Regions from separate parts of the Mus musculus genome. Here region 2 is linked to region 1. The links are chromatin loops, found by intact Hi-C in ENCODE. Cell type or tissue: left cerebral cortex. All regions are shown on one strand. Each heading gives the region's core, and the rest is flanking DNA. Links, peaks and the distances in the headings are about the cores only. Region 1 holds the start of Zfp457 (zinc finger protein 457). Region 2 holds the start of Zfp953 (zinc finger protein 953).

Region 1 (8,341 bases), core at 137-8,136:
GGACTTAAGATGCCAAATCTTTTAAATTCAGACTCCATTTTAGAGACCCTGACCTAAGTTTGAACTCAGATAAACTAACAGGCTGGTACCAAACATTAGTTTCCAAGTTGCCCCCCCCCAACAAAACCCAAGCCTAGTTCCAGTCTCTAGGCTAATCCAAAACAAGACCAGAGTTTCCAGGTTACACCCTCAACAAGATCAGTGCCTATAGATTATTCCCCCAACAAACCTGCACCCCCAGGTTACAAGCCCACTGTCTTAGTCAGGGTTTTACTGCTGTGAACAGACACTATGACCAAGGAAAGTCTTATGAAAAACAACATTTAATTGGGGCTGGCTCACAGGGTGAGAGGTTCAGTCCATTGTCATCAAGGTGGGAGCATGGCAGCATCCAGGCAGGCAAGGTGCAGGAGGCTGATTGTTCTGTGTCTTCATCCAAAGGCTGCTAGTGGAAGACTGACTTCCAGGCAACTAGGGTGAGAGTCTTAAGCTCACACCCACAGTGACACACCTACTCCTACCAGGTCACACCAATTCCAACAAGGCCACACCTCTAAATGGTGCCACTCCCTGGTGCAAGAATATACAAACCATCACACCCACCCCTTGCCTAATGACCACCAATGCAGAGGGGGAGCAGAAGTTAAGTTTATGATATGACTCCCAGCACCAGCCGATTATGTTAAAGGCCACAGGAGCTTTCCAATTAGATGTTTGCACATGTATTCCCTGCTTGCTGCTTACTATAAAGCTTTGCCCCGTAGACATCCCCCCCCCAAAAAAATCTGTCCTGCATGATGGTGGTGCACTGGGGAGGGGGGGTGCACCTCAGCCAGCTCGAGTAGAATAAAGACCCTGCTGTGAGTTGCATCAGATTGGCTCCTGTGTGTTTTTGGGGATCACTAACATTTCCATGGCACAAAAGACTGACTGAAATATTTTAACTTAAAAGCAGAAACTGACAGCAACCTATGCATCTCGGGGTTATTCATTTCTTGTTTTGATGCCCATCAAAATCAGCACAAATAAGGTTTTTGTATTCATTTCATGACCTTTGACATGTACACAACTATCACCAGGAACTGAATGACATCACCCAACACAGGACACTTCAAAGTTTTCCATAAATGACTTATCAAACGTGACAAGGTTCCTGCCTGGCTTTGTTAAAATCAGTGAGTCCTTCATTCATATCATCACTCACAGTAACATTAGGATGAAATGAAAAGAGCCTTCGAGGAAAAAGTCAGGACTGCACAGCATAGGAGACTGACTCCTCCTGGAGGAAGAAGAGGGTATTCCACCAGGACACATTACTGCATGGATGTCGGTGATACCAGATTTGATGGATAGTGGTAGATGTGGTGGTCATTTTCCATTTGCAGAGTGTCAAGTTGTTCAGGAAAAATTCAGGTAAAATTAGAAATCCCCATGAGGTCATGACAGGAAAAAAAAACAGAAGAATATGCAACAATAACTAATCTTTCCTGAAAATCAGAGGAAGAGTCAAGTCAGGCAAAGAGGAGAACCTTTCCCCACATGGTAAATGGAAACAAGTTCCTAATCTCCAACATTAACAAAAGGATGCTAGTGAAAATGTGGATTTAAGATTTCAAGTACGTCCCATAGAACTTCTTAAAGCACATTTGTAACATCTTTATTTTTTTTTCCATTTTTTATTAGGTATTTAGCTCATTTACATTTCCAATGCTATACCATGTAACATCTTTATAATTAGAAGATGTCAATTGGATGGATTTCTGTCCGGTCCCTGGTGCTCAGAAGTGAAAGGAACATGAAGAAGTTATTATAACACCCAAAGAACAACATTTTAAGAATCTTTTTAATATGCAGAGTCTCACGTAGCCTAGGCTCCCTTGAGTTGGCTATGAAGGAGAGGATGACTTTGAATTCCAGGACTCCTGACTCCTCCTCAAAACACAGAGATGACAGAAATGAATCATAGAATATACTTAAGTTCACTCTTCAATAATTAGGCTGTTTGATTTTAAATACATATAAATAAATATTTGGTGCCTGTAAGTTATATGTGACGATGCTCATGTACTCTTTCTATATTATAAGGACTGTGTTTTGTTGCACAAGGCAGCACACAATTCCCAATTGATAAACTGTTATATGTAACATTAACTAGGAAGTGTCTATTTATTCTAGATATGGTTGCAAACTCATTGAAAATTCCAGTAGCTAGGACAAGGTGGTCTGAAGCCCATGCTTCCTGACAGTAGACTTGAATGCTGTAGGTCAGGCTCCAGCTCTGGCTCACAAACACTTGGTTTGACTGAAGAGTGATAATATAAGCAAGATCCCCTGAGATAGGGGGAGCGGCTGTGGAGGAGAAATCTTGAAACACACACACACACACACACACACACACACACACACACACACACACACACACACACTAAAATCTGTGTGTATTCTGTGAATGCAAAACTCTTGTAAGGAGTCTGTGGGTGCAGAGTCTGATGGCCCACGTGTAAGTTCACCGAGGGGCAGAGCCTGGAATTCTGCAGGTTCAGGGTTAGCTGTCTTACCTTGGGCTGGTTTTACCTTCAGGGTCAGTCCTTGCCTCACTCTATAGTGGACCACATAGCTTATGACAATAGATAAAAACCTCCCAGAATCCACTGACAAGGGAGAACATAAGTTTCTATGAATCCAAAAGCTAAAATCTCAGCAGATGGTATCTTAGGTGAATAGAATATCTCCCATATATCGTAGTACATGCTTCTATCGACTCACACCAAAGTATTTTAAATTTTCCTTGGTTAATGACATTCTTTGTTCTGTAAAACCATGAAACTGATTCCATGTTGGAGCATAGAATTTGGATTAAAGTAAATCTGTGTTCTCAGATCAAGGCTATTCAAATGGCTCTGGACTAAACTATTCTCTTAACCCTTCAGGAGGAGAACTATGCATAGACAGGAACCTATGTGAAAAATCATTAGACCCCAAATGTATAACAGCTTTCCAAATTTATATTCCAGCTGTTCCAAAGCAGTTGAAAAACTTGGGGAATTCTTCCTAAAACTATTAAAGGTGCCTCAGTAAACCTGAATGTCACATTGAGGGACAGAAAATTTAATATTTAAGACAGTTAAATTTAGGACAGTTCAGACGCTGCTGACAATGTGAAGAGACAGAAGAAAATCATGTGATAAGAAAACATAGTACAATGTACAGAGCCTGGCAGATTAGAGAGCAATGTACAGAGCCTGGCAGATTAGAGAACAATTTACAGAGCCTGGCAGATGAGCAGAGCCATTTTCCTCTTCCCTTTCAGACTTTCCAGCCCCACCCAGCAATCTCTCATCACACCAAGTCGTCTCTCATCTGAAAAGAAGTCCAAATTTGGACAGAACACATACTCAGAACCGTTGAGGTACTGCTGTCTAGCGATTTTAATTTGATGTGCAAAATCCATAATTATCTGGATTGGGCAAACATAGGTTCATACCAATTACAAGATTATTCTGTGGCTACATAGCCATGTATTGTGATGATTCAAGTCACAGAGATGTCTATTGGAAATTCCCACTCTAACCAAGGCATCCATAAATCTAACAATTCATTCCAAAGGAAAAGTAACTAACAACCCACACAACAATCACCGTCACAGGACTCTCTGTCCCTAGACACTAGGACCTTTGGGAAGCTGTGTGAGCTCAAACCAGGAGTAATCTCTAGGACATAAAGTATATGGGGCGCTAGATGTCCACGTGTTCTGTATGTCCTAAGAATCTGACAACCACCACAGGAGAACCCGTCAGCTAGGCAGAGCACGTTTCCCCAGCAAAGATGCGTGAGCTCCCGTCAGCATCTCAGGCACAGGCAGTGAGCAGACCCTGCCTGCCCTTGCCATCCTGCTGTTTCCAACCTTCTCCTCTTCAAACCTGTGCCCAGGGACAGTGGCCCAGCCTAGGTCAGCACAGCACCTCAAGGTCAGCAGCTTCCTGTCTCACAAGCCCAAGTTGGCACTCTCTGTGCCCTATCCGCCACCCTGCACAGTCCTTCAGATCTGCAAGATGGTGCTGTTCCCTGCACCAACCTCCATGGCAGAAATCCAAATGCAGCGCTCAACAGGACAGCTGCACAAATTTGAGAAGAAGCGAAGTTTGAAGAAAGAATACGGAATTTTGTTGCTGACAGCTCTTTCTGATGACGTCACAGGCGATGGGACTACATTTCCCACAAGTCAGTTGGAAGGACTTCCGGGAACCCACTGAAGAGCTTTTGTACACTGCCTGGATTACAGTCCACTGAGAGCAGCTGCACATGGGCATGCACATGGAATTTGGGCTCTTTTAAAATCCTTGGTCATGGCACGAAATGTTTGCCTGTAAGATGAGCCTTTCACAGTAATCACGTTCATCACGTTTCCATGTTATCTCTGCTACAACTCTGATCTATGTATAGAATCATTCACGAATGAAAAATTCATGCTTTCATGATCTGCTTTATTTAAGAATGTGGAAGCAGGAAGTTAATGTAGGAGTGAGCATTATCTCTTTACGATTCTATTGAAACCATCTTAGTCGCTTAAGATAGAAGAATTGGAGATCAAATCTAGTCACCAGCAGATGTTTTCTTAGTACAGGCTTTCCTGTCTCCCAAGGGGAGGGGCAGAGTTCCTGGGATCACAATGGTGTGTGTACTGACTGTCGAGCCATTGTGCACTTACAGGATTTCCCTTTGCCTTAGGTTTGATGTTTCTTATTGATTTTCCTGTCTCTGCACTGATCCTGTCATCGGTCATATTTGAAAATATTTGAACATTAGTGTTATCTGTCTTGAACTTCCCTCCCTTCTAAATAGAACACTTGAGTGTTTTCTCCTTGAATACAAAGGTATCAGATATATGTTCATATTACTGTCAAATAAGTCACTGTAATAAAGAAGTTACACTGGAAACATGCAGGATTGAGAATCCCTACCTTTTCATGGGAAGGTTTATTCCTGTGTAGTTCATACTTGAGTCAAAGTTACAAACTCCATTACAGAAAAGGCTTCATACTTCCCGGAATCCTAATGATCCAAAAGGAACCCGTTTCAGCGCAAAGACTGTGCAGAGTCCCTATTCTTTTTCAGGAGTATGTTTATCCAGAGATGCAGATCATTTGCTCACTCAGAGAAACTAGAGGCAAGGAGCAGTACGTGTGTGTACCTGTGCTTGATTGGCAAGCATCATGACTGGTCTGTCCTCCTCCTGAATGCTGCAGTGAAGGGCATTGTCAGAAGCCACAAAAGTTATTATTTCTCAGCATAGCTAGTTTTCCAATATGTGTTATGTGTTGAGGTCTGGTCTGTTGCTATGTATGTAATGCTAAATTCTATACCCGAAGATCTAAGCCTACCACAGACTTCTCACATTTACAAGGTTCTGTTGTGCAAACCTTGTTCCTTGATTTAATACTATTAGTTAAATCAAATTGGCTACAGCCAATTACTGGAGAAATTACAGGTAGGTGGGTTTTGAGTTACCTGGTAGAGGGTCGAGAAGAGAGAGAGAAGGAAGAGAGACCAGGAAAAGGAGGAAGAATGGGGAAAGAGGACAAAGATGCCATGTCTCAAAGATGAGACATGGCCATGAGAAACAGCAAGTATCTGGGGTATACCATCGGGAAGAAAGGAGGACACCAGGATAGCAGTTAGAAGAATAAATGAGGGCTGCCCTCCCCAGTAATTGTCAAAGCCAATGGAAATAACCATAGTCTGAGTCTTATTTATTTGTAAGCTAGTCAAGGGTAAGCTTAAATTAGTTGTGTGTATGGTATATGTATACATGTATGTTTGTGTCTTTTCATGCACACATTTGTAAGAGGGTAGTCATTCACATGAGATGTGTTCATCCGTGAGGATGCAGCATCCATTTACAAGTCTTCTGCAGTCTCCATTTCTGTGCATTGTGGCTGTATAATTCAATAGGAGGAGGAGTTACGGTGGTGTAGTCACAACCTGAACATATCATCAAAGAGGAGCCTCATTCAGCAGAATATTAGGAACCCAGGCATAGTTATGGAAAAGTCTACTGGAGCCAGAGTCTCAGGACTAATATGTTTGTTTAGACCATGATCCCAGTTTTAAGTTTACTGCCTACTATCATTTTTTTACATCTTGACCATTTAATTTTCTCTCTTTGAAACATACTCTAGTAGGTTCTATTTTTTGCAAAATCACTTTAAAATCTATGCTTACAGGCTAAAGAGATTGTTCCATGGCTAAGAGTAATTAATGTCTTATAGAATATGAGTTTGTTTTCTAACAGGCACATGATGACTCTCAAGCACATACAAGCAGCAGTTCTAGAGGATCAGATACCATATTTTGACACCACGAGGCTCATAAATCATCACGAATCTATTGTAGAATAGATACACACACACACACACACACACACACAAGCTTCTAGCAAAGTAAAATAAAATATTTAATTAAATAAACTTACACTGTTTATGATGCTACATACAATCAATTCCGTTAGTTATTGGTCAGAGAGAGTTGGATCTCTCAGTTGGAGACACCTGGTTTATAGAGTGGATTTCGGATATGTCAGTGCTATAGAGAGAAACCCTGTCTGGAACAAGAATAATAATAAGAAGAAGTAAAACAAAGGTTTCATGTTTAGGAAAAAAAATGATCTTTAAAAGGAATATTCTTTTATATGTATATATATATATATATGTATACATAAATGAATAAAAACTATCAGTTTTCATTTACAAGTTAGACCCATTTGTCAGTCATAAGCAAAAATCCACTGAAATACATTCCTTGCTAGAGCAGTTCTCAATACTCATTAGGTTTACCATCCTGAGCCTGTACCAATTCCCTCAATACATTACAGGTCCTGTCATTAACTACATCCCTTACAGGAAGGTACATGAGATGTGTAGATACTTCCATACCTTCTTGGAAGACATACTGAGCTGATTACATAACAAATGGTGACTTCATAGAAGTTTGATCACTGAACATCACTATATGACTTTATAATACATCCACATACTTCTCTTATTCCTCTTCATAAAATGTAATGATTGTACTATCTATTGGTGTATATGGCAAAGTTTACTTTAATGAACATGTGTCTTTTGTCTATCTTCACACCTCTGTGGTGGTTATTTTATCTTGTTTAAACTCATCTACATGTGCATTCAGGCTCTACCCACTCCTCCAGCTCATCGAGGGATATCTCAGTTTCCTTGCCAAACAAAGCAAGGTTCACTTTTCCAGTTATGCAAAGCCCAACAGTGGCCAGAGGTCTCCCCAAATAACCATTAATCTTTGTACTACTTCATAGACTTGTCTAAAGGCTTATCCCATAAAGTTCACTTTTAGCCAAGGTTCCCTCTATCCAGATTACCATATCATCTCTCTCAAGTCAGTAAATATTTACCTGCACACTCTCGGTTTAGCAATCCACCTGGTTAATTGTAAGTTGCAGTCAGGGAGTTTTCAGATGACGGTGAAGGGAAAATATACCTCTCAGGGGACAAGGGGGTTGTGCCAACCTGTATGTTTTCATTATGGTTTTTTTTTGGCTGTGAAGAGACACCACGACCAAGGCAACTCTTACAAGGCAAACATTTAATATTGGCTATCTTGTATTTCAGGAGTTAACTCCATTATTATCATGGTGGAAAGTATGGCATCATGAAGGCAGACATGATGCCCGAGAAGGAGCTACATCTTGATCCAAAGGCAATAGACTTATGGGAGCTTATATCCCATATTGGGGATAGGTGGCGGGACTTGAAAATATATATATATCCTGGAGCCTGCCTCAACAGTGACACACTTCCTCTAAAAGTCCACACCGACTCCAATAAGGCTCCAGTCCTAGAAGTGAAACTCCCTCTGGGCCAAATGTTTAACCACATGAGATTATGGGGGCAAAACTTCTACAAACTATCACATACCAGGCCCTGGCCCCCATAGTTGTATGGCCATAACATAATGGAGAATGCATTTCATCAATCTTGAAAAGTCTCCATAGTCTATCACCATGTCAACAATGTTTAAAAGCAAATTTCAAAGTCTGCATCATCTGGGATCCACAATCTGGGCTCTTCCAAAGAATTCAGTTCAATTCTCCAGCTTTGTGATCTCTAGCCCTTTAGATTCTGGCTGGCTCCACTCCATTTGTACTTCAGTTGTTAGTGGTCATACTATGGTGCTGACATCTTCCACTACAATTAGGCTACAATTTCACCAATAGCCTTTCATAGACTCTCCTCATGGTGACATGCATCAACTCTTTTGCATGACCCCCTCAGTCCTGGGCTTTCAACTTCCCATGAGGCTACAACTCCAC
Region 2 (8,341 bases), core at 150-8,149, 54 kb after region 1:
ATTCTTAGTCATTAGGGAAACACAAATCAAAGTGACTCTGAGATTCTCCCTTACACCCATCAGAATGACAGAATGGCAAGGACGTGGATCAAGGAGAACCCTCCTCCACTGCTGGTGGGTTTGCTAACCTGTACAACCACTACAGAAATCAATTTGGCACTTTCTCAAATAACTGGAAATAGTTCTACCTCAAGACCCAGGGCATATACCCAATAGATCTTCCTGCACACCACAAGGACCCTTGCTCAACTGTGTTCATAGCAGCTTTATTCACAACAGGCAGAAACTGCAAACAATCAGATATACCACAATGGACGAATGGAATACTACTCGGCTATTAAAAACGAGGACATCATGAAATTTGCAAGCAAATGGATGGAACTACAAAACATTATCCTGAATGAGGTAACCAAGACCCTAAAGGACATGCATGGTATGTACTCACTTATAAGTGAGTATTAGCCATAAAGTACAGGATAACTAAGCTATATTCCAGAGACCTAAAGAAGCTAAATAACAAGGAGGGCCTAAGGGAGGATGCTCGGATCTCACTCAGAAGGGGAAATAAAAGTCATCGGGAGTGGATGGAGGGGAGGAGGTGGGTGGGGAAGGGGATAGGCAGGGGTATGGGTAATGGGGATCAGGTGGAGAGAGAGCCTGGGAGAGAGGGCCAGTAGAGTGAATGGAATTCGATGGTGGGCAGGGGAAGGGGGATCTTTGGGACAAGTCTGAGACCAGGGATGCAAGAGGCTTCAAGGAGTCTATGAGGGTTACTCTAGCTGAGTTTCTAGCAGTGGGGAATATGGAGCCTAATGTGGCTTCCTACTGTAGTCAGGCAGGACCCCCATTGGAGAGATAAGGACACAGATCCAAGGAGAAAAACTGACCCCAAATTCATCCTACCTACAGGAAGTGCAAGGAAAAAGATGGAGCAGAGACTGAGGGAGTGGCCAACCCTTGATTAATCCAACTTGAGACCCTTCCCACAGACAAGAACCAATGACTAACACAATTAATAGTACTCTGTTAGTATTGCAGGCAGGGGTTTCCGTTAAATGTCCTCTGAGAGGATCAACCAAGCATCTGACTGAAACAGATGCAGTGACCTACAACCAAATTATTAGAAGGGGCTTGGGGAGTCTCATAGAAGAGTTAGTGGAAGTATTGTAGGACAAGGAAAGGATATGGGCTCAACAAAAGACCAACATAGTCAGTCTGTTTAAATCACTGAGTCCTTCATTCGTATCATCAGTCAGAGTAGATTCGGATGAAATGAAAAGAGCCTGCAAGGAGAAGGGAGGCACTGCACAGCATAGGAGACTGGACTCCTCCCTGAGGAAGAGGAAGGATGCCCACCTTGACAGTTTACTGCCTGGATGGTAGCAGTTTCAGATGCGAAGGACAGTGGTAGATAAGCTGTCATATTCTATCTGTAGAACAGCAGTAGTGCTGTTCTCAAAAGATTCATGTGAATTCAGCAGAAGTCACCACGAGGTCATGTCAGAAAATAATCGTGAAGAGTATGCAAACAAAACTACCATTCCCTGCAAATACAGAGGAATACTCAAGCCAGGCAAAGAGGGGAATCCTTTCCCACACAGTCAGTGGAAACAAGTTTCTAATCCCCAAACACTAGTCATTAACAGAAGGATGCTAGTGGAATTTGGATTTAAGATTTCAAATATATCTGATACAACTTCTTAAAGCACATTTGTAAGTTGTCATAATTAGAAGAAGTGAATTGGATGGATTTCTGTCAGGTCACTGGTGCTCAGAACTGAGACCAACCAGAAGAAGTAATTACCACATTAAAAAAAAAACCCTACGTTTTAATATTCTTTTTAAACCACGTGTCTCAAATAGCCTAGGCTCACAATGAATTGACTATGAAGGAGAGGGTGATTTTGAACCCCAGGATTCCTGACTCCTCCTCAAAAAGCAGAGCTGTCAGAAATGAGTTACAGACTAGGCTTAAGTTCACTTATCTGCCATAGAGCTGTTTAATTTAAAATATATATGAATATTTGGTACCTGGAAGTTATATATAGCATGCGGCTGTACCCTCTCTACATTGTAAGGAACATGTTTTGATGTACAAGGCAGCACAAGATTCCAACTTCATATACTCATAATTTTCCTACAGTTTAGCAACATTTATTAGGAAATATCTATTACTCTAGATATGGCAAGAAACTCATTGAAAATCCCATTAGTAGAACAAGGTTGTCTGAAGCCCATGCTTTCTGGGAGTAGACTTCAATGCCATAAGCCAGGCTCCGGCTCACTAACACTCAATTGGACTGAGGAGTGACAATATAAGCAAGATCACTGAAAATAGTGATAGGAGCTGTGGAGGAGAAACCCTGCAAAACACACACACACACACACACACACACACACACACACACACACACACAAAAACCTGTGTGTACTCTGTGAATGCAAAACTCTTACAAGGAGTCTTTGTGTGCAGACACTGGTGGCCCATGTGGAAGTTCACGGAGGGGCAGAGCCTGGAATTCTGCAGGTTCAGGGTTAGCTGTCTTACCTTGGGTTGGTTTTCTCTTCAGGGACAGTCATTACCTCACTCTATAGTGGACCACACAGCTTGTGACAATAGATAAAAAACCTCTCAGAATCCACTGACAAGGCAGAACATGAAATTCTATCAGTCCAAAAGCTAAAACCTCATCAGATGGTATCTTAGGTAAATAGAATATCTCCGATGACTCTATGAGACACACACCAATGTATTTTAAATTTTCCTTGGTTAATGACATTCTCTGTTCTGTAAAACCATGAAACTGCCTTGTGTTGAAGCACAGAATTTGGATTAACCTAAGTCTGTATTCTCAGATAATGGCCACTCAAAAGGCTGACTAAACTGTCTCTTAACCCTTTAAGAGGAGAACTGCATTTTGCATGGACAGGAACCTATGTGAAAATTATAAGACCCCAAGTGTGCCAGAGCTTTCTGAATTTTTCTTACAACCACAGGAAAACATGAGGAAATCATTCTAGAAATGTCCAGTGAGCAGCAGTAAAGCTGGGTGCCAGATACAGGGACAGAGTGCATTTAAGAGAATTTAGATATTTCTGATAATGTGAACAGACAGAAGAAAATCATGTGACCAGAGGAGGGCCATCTCCTTTCTCTTTCAGAGACATTCCAGTCCCTTCCAGAGATCATGAGTTCCATTTCTCTCATCTCACCAAGTCATCTCTCATATCTGAGAAGGAGTCCAAATTTTGGACAGAACACATACTAAGAATTGTTGAGTATTATTGTCTAGTGTTTTTTTTTTTTAGCAGAAGGGCAAAATTCATAATTATTTGGATTGTGCAAACACTGGTTCATATCAATTACAGGACTACTCTGTGGCTATACAGCCATGTATTGTGGTGATTCAGGTACAGGATTATACATCCTGAGTTCTTATTCAACCCGAGGCATCCATAAATCTAACACTTTATTCCAAAGGAAAAGGAACTAACATTCCACACAACAATCACCCTCACGGGACTCTTTGTCCCTGGCACTAGGAACTTTAGGAAGATTTGTGAAGTCAAACTCCAGTACTAGATAGAACACAGAGTATAGGAGGCGCTAGATGTCCAAGTGTTCTAAATCTCCTGAGAATCTGACTACAGCCACGTGAGAACGGGTCAGCTAGGCAGAGCATATTTCCCCAGTAAAGATGAGTGCGCTCCTTTCAGCATCTCAGAAATAAGCAGTCAGCAGACCCAGCCTGCCCTTGCCATCCTGTTGTTTCCAACTTTCTTCCCTAGCCTAGGTCAGCACAACATCTCCAGGTCAGCAGCTTGCCCTGTCTCATAACAAGCCCAGATAAGCTCCTTCCGTGCCCGATACGCCACCCTGCACAGTCCCTCAGATCTGCAAGGTTGCGGTGTTCCCTGCACCAACCTCCATGTCAGAGATCCAAACGAAGGTTTCAACAGGACAGACGCCTAACTCTGGGGAGAAGTTAAGTTTGAAAATCAAATGCGGAAGTTTGATAGCAACGGCCAGCCTTCTGATGACGTCACAGGCATCCGGACTACATTTCCCACAAATCAGTGCGAAGAACTTCCATGAACCCACAGAACTGGGTTGTTCACCTGCTGGTATCCTGACTGTGATTCCTTGAAGTTGGGAAGAAACAGTCTTCTGCACTTGGGCAGTCACAGGGCATTTGGATTCATTTAAAGTTCTGTGGTCCCAGCACGCAATGTTAGCCTGTGAGTCGACCCTTTCACAGTGATGTTTATCAGGTTTCTTAGTTATTTCTGCTAGAACACCGTGATTTTAAACTATCTTACTACCACATGGAAAACTCGCACTTTCATGACTTGCTTTACTTAAAAATATGGAAGCAAGAGCTAATTTAAGGTGCTCTTGAAACCATCCTTGGTGACCCTGCCTGCTACGCAGCATATCAGGTGCTTAAGACAAAAGACTTAGAATTCAAAGCCAGCAACCATCAGGTATTTTCTGAGCACTTGCTTTCCTCTGCATCTCTCCCAAGAGGAGGAGCAGAGCTCCTGGGATCGCAGTGGTGTATGTCCTAACTCTTGGTCCATTTTGTATTATAGGATTTCTGCCTGTGTTAGGTTTGATGTTCCGTATTGAATTCTCCGTCTCTCATGTGAGCCTGTCATCGTTCATATTTGGCAATATTTGAACATCAGTGGTATCCGCCTTGAACTTCCGTTATTTCTCCGAAGCAGAACACCGAGATAATTCCTTCTTGAATACAAAGGTATCAGAAATATGTTCATAGCATTGCCAAATGAGGTCGGTATATTAAAGAAGTTACACTGGAAACATACAATATTGAGAATTCCCATCTCTTCTTGGGAAGGTTTATTCCTGTGAAGTTCAAGCTTGAGTCAAAGTTACAAACCCCATTGCAGAAAAGGCTTCATACTTCCCTGATATATTATGATTCAAAAGGAAGCTGTTTCAGAGCAAAGACTGTGCAGAGTCCCTATTGAGTTCTTTGTCAGGGAGTGTGTTTACCTATGGATGCAGAACACCTTCCTCGATTTAGAGAAACTAGAGTCAAGAAGCAGTACATTCACCTGGACACTTGATTGGCATGTCTGTTTAGAATGAGGTCATGAGTGGTCTGTCCTCCTCCTGAATATTGCAGTGGAAGGCATTGTCAGCAACCACAAGGACAGAATTTCTGAGCATAGCAAGTTTTCTAATATGTGTATGTGTTGAGGTTCGGTGTGTTGCTATGTTTTGTTATGCTAAATTCTCTACTCAAAGGTCTAGACTCTCTACTGACTTCTCACATTTACAAGGTTCTGTTGTGTAAACCTTGTTCCTTGATTTAAAACTACTGGATAAATCAAATTGGCTACAGCCAATTACTGGAGGGATTTGAGGCAGGTGAGTTTTGAGTTAGCTGGTAGGAGGTGGAGAAGAGAGAGAAGGAAGAGACACCAGGACAAGGAGGAGGAATGGGAAAAAAAGGACGAAGCTGCCCTGGAGCAGACGGACCATGAGCATGTGGCCAGGAGAAACTGCAACTTCCACTGGGAAGGCAGCCAGGACAGCAGTTAGAAGAGTAGATTAAGGGTTGCAGCTCAGTAATTGTCAAAGCCAAATGAAATAACCCTAATCCGAATTGAGTTTATTTGTAAGGCGTAACCTTAAATTGGTTATATTACACATGTATATGTGTACATCTATGTTTGTGTCTGCTACATGCACACCTACCTTAGAGGGTCGTCATTCACGTGAGATGTGCCCATCCTTGAAGTTGCAGCATCCATTTACAAGTCTTCTGCAGTCTCCATTTCTTTGCATTGTAATTGTGTGATTCAATAGGAGGAGGAGCTACCATAGTGTAGTCACAACCTGAACATGTGATCAAAGAAGAGCCTAATTCAGCAGAATATTAGGGACCCAGGCATACTTATCAAAACATCTAATGGAACCAGATATTCAGGCCTAATATGTTTGTTTAGACCAAGTTCACCATTTTAAGTTTATTTTCTACTGTCATTTTTTAACATCCTGACCATTTAGTTTTCTCCCTTTGAAACATTCTCCAATAGGTGCCATGTTTGACAAAATCACTTTAAAATCTTTGCTTACAAACTAAAGAGATTGTTCAATAGTTGAGAGTAATTACTGTCTTATAAAAGATGAGTTTGTCTTCTAACACACTTGTAATGGCTTTCAAGCACATATAAGCATTAGTTCTAGAGGATCAGATATCTTCTTTTCACATCATCAGGCATCAGTTGTAGAAAAGATAGGCACACAGACAGACACACACGGAAACAAATTTCTAGTAAAGTGAAATAAAATGTATAATTGAAAATTTATGCTGCCGATGGTGGTACATCCACCTATTTTGACTAGACAGGGGTCAGAGAGAGCTGGATCTCTCAGTTGGAGGATGGCAATTTATAGAGTGAATTTCAAGAATATCAATGCAGAAACCCTGTCTGGAACAAGTACAATAACAATAAGAAGTAAAACCAAGGCTTCATGTTTAGAAAACAATGATATTTGAAAGGAATATTGTTTTTTTAACTGTTTAAACATAACACAAATTGTTAAACACCTACCAATTGCCATTTTAAAAGATAGATACTTTCACCAGCAAAAGCCCACTGAAATAGAGCCCTTCCTAGTGCAGTTCTCAAGAACCCCATGTCTACCATTTTGGCTGGCTTGAAGTTTCAGAGGTTTACTCCATTATAATCATGGTGGGAAGCATGGCAGCATGCAGGCTGACATGGTGCCTGAGAGGAAGCTGAGACTTCTACATCTTGATCCAAAGTCAGCCAGAAGCAGCTTATGTCCCACATTGGAGATAGGTAGTGATACGTGAAGACACACACACACATACACACACACACACACACACACACACACACACACACACACACACACACACATGAATGACCTGGAAGCCTGTCTCTACAGTGACACACTTCCTCTAAAACTCCATACCGACTCCAATAAGGCCCCATTTCCTATTAGCATTCAAAGATATGAGTTTATGGGAGAAAAAAACGTTTACAAAATATCACATTTCAGGTCCTGGTGCCCATAAGCCTCTGATTATAACACAATGGAGAATGCATTTTGTCCATCTTGAAAACTCTCCACAGTCTATCACCATCTCAACAGTGTTTAAAAGCAAAGTTCAAAGTCTACAACATTTGGGATCCACAATCAGGACTCCTCCAAAGGAATAGTTTCAATTCTCCAGCTCTGTGCTCTGTAGCCCTTTAAGCTCTGGCTGGTTCCACTCCATTTGTACTTCACTTGTTGGAGATTATCCTATGGTACTGGCATCTTCAATGCACTGGGGTTTTCCATTGCAACTAGGCTGTAATTTCACCAATCACCTCTCATAGGCTCTCCTCATGGTGACATGCATCAACTCTTTTGCATGACCTCTTCAATCCTGGGCTTTCAACTACCAATGAGGCTACACCTTCACCAATACTCCTTTTTATCATCTGATTAACATCACCAGTTATTAGTTACTGTCCATGGAATGAGCTTTAAATTCAACCAGAAAATAATTGGTCACTCCCATAACTTTGCTGTCCCTATTGCTCCACTGGCACTTCAATTTGCCTGACCATTTATTCTACTCCCTGTGTTCACTGCTGGGTAAGACTGTTTATTCAGGTACTTCGATGGTAGCATACCTAGATTGTGCCACCAATATGAAAGGTAGCCAGCAGACAGCAAGCTTCTCAGTTGGTACCAGCTGAGGGTATAAATGAACAGCCACTATTCATCAAATGAGAATTCTATCTTGACTTCAGAACTGGCAAATGAAATAGCCCATGTGAGAGTTACAACTTTTCCTTATTAATAAGCCAATAAGGGTATTCGTGAGAAAGCTTGGGCTTCCACTCAGAAAGGATCTTAATAGGGAAGGGAGTGGGGGTAGAGTTTTAAAGGTCAAAAGGCTGCACTCACATCACATGAGATGTATAACAAAGGGTTGTGTTTTGTTTGGTTGATTTTTTGTTGTTGTTTGGTTTTTCCCTGTACCCCCGCACAATGGACAGTTTTTTAGAAGGAATCCTTTGTATACATATAAGTCTTGTCTCAGCAAAGACAATTTTCTTTTTCAGAGCCTCCCTGAGGAGGCTCCAGAGGGTATGGGGTACAGTGTCAGGATAACCTGGCCTGGCCTAAGTCACCTTATTCCCCAGTTCTATTAGTTCTTTTCGAATCCTTGAATTTTATGAAGGGGCAGGAACTGGGCCTTTGGACTCATTTTTCTTAAGGCAATCTAACATTTGAAAAAGATTAACAACCAGTTAATTCATCAGAGCCCAGTTGTAAGATCCG

The links. Peaks named below come from ENCODE experiments on the same cell type or tissue, not always from the same donor. Only the 100,000 strongest peaks of a DNase experiment are listed, where the experiment ranks them.
Region 2: a loop joins it to region 1, with 7 times the contacts of the local background. A loop is called at or near these places in 4 of 42 quality-filtered maps.

What each region holds. Positions count from the first base shown.
Region 1 is chr13:67,302,275-67,310,615 of GRCm38, forward strand. It overlaps Zfp457 (zinc finger protein 457), which reads right to left and starts at 4,138. Exons shown (of 4, transcript NM_001003666.2): 1 at 4,076-4,138. The coding sequence starts at 4,081. In left cerebral cortex, for the core only: CTCF peaks have their summits at 4,027 and 4,228; DNase peaks (open chromatin) are centred at 3,379 and 4,201; H3K4me3 peaks cover 1,412 bases; H3K27ac peaks cover 1,278 bases.
Region 2 is chr13:67,356,579-67,364,919 of GRCm38, forward strand. It overlaps Zfp953 (zinc finger protein 953), which reads right to left and starts at 3,994. Exons shown (of 4, transcript NM_001038651.3): 1 at 3,926-3,994. The coding sequence starts at 3,931. It overlaps Zfp456 (zinc finger protein 456), which reads right to left. Exons shown (of 4, transcript NM_001001186.3): 4 at 7,006-8,341. Gm17039 (predicted gene 17039) reads left to right here and starts at 4,087. Exons shown (of 2, transcript NR_167764.1): 1 at 4,087-4,485; 2 at 4,594-8,341. In left cerebral cortex, for the core only: a CTCF peak has its summit at 3,597; a DNase peak (open chromatin) is centred at 4,049; H3K4me3 peaks cover 1,236 bases; H3K27ac peaks cover 627 bases.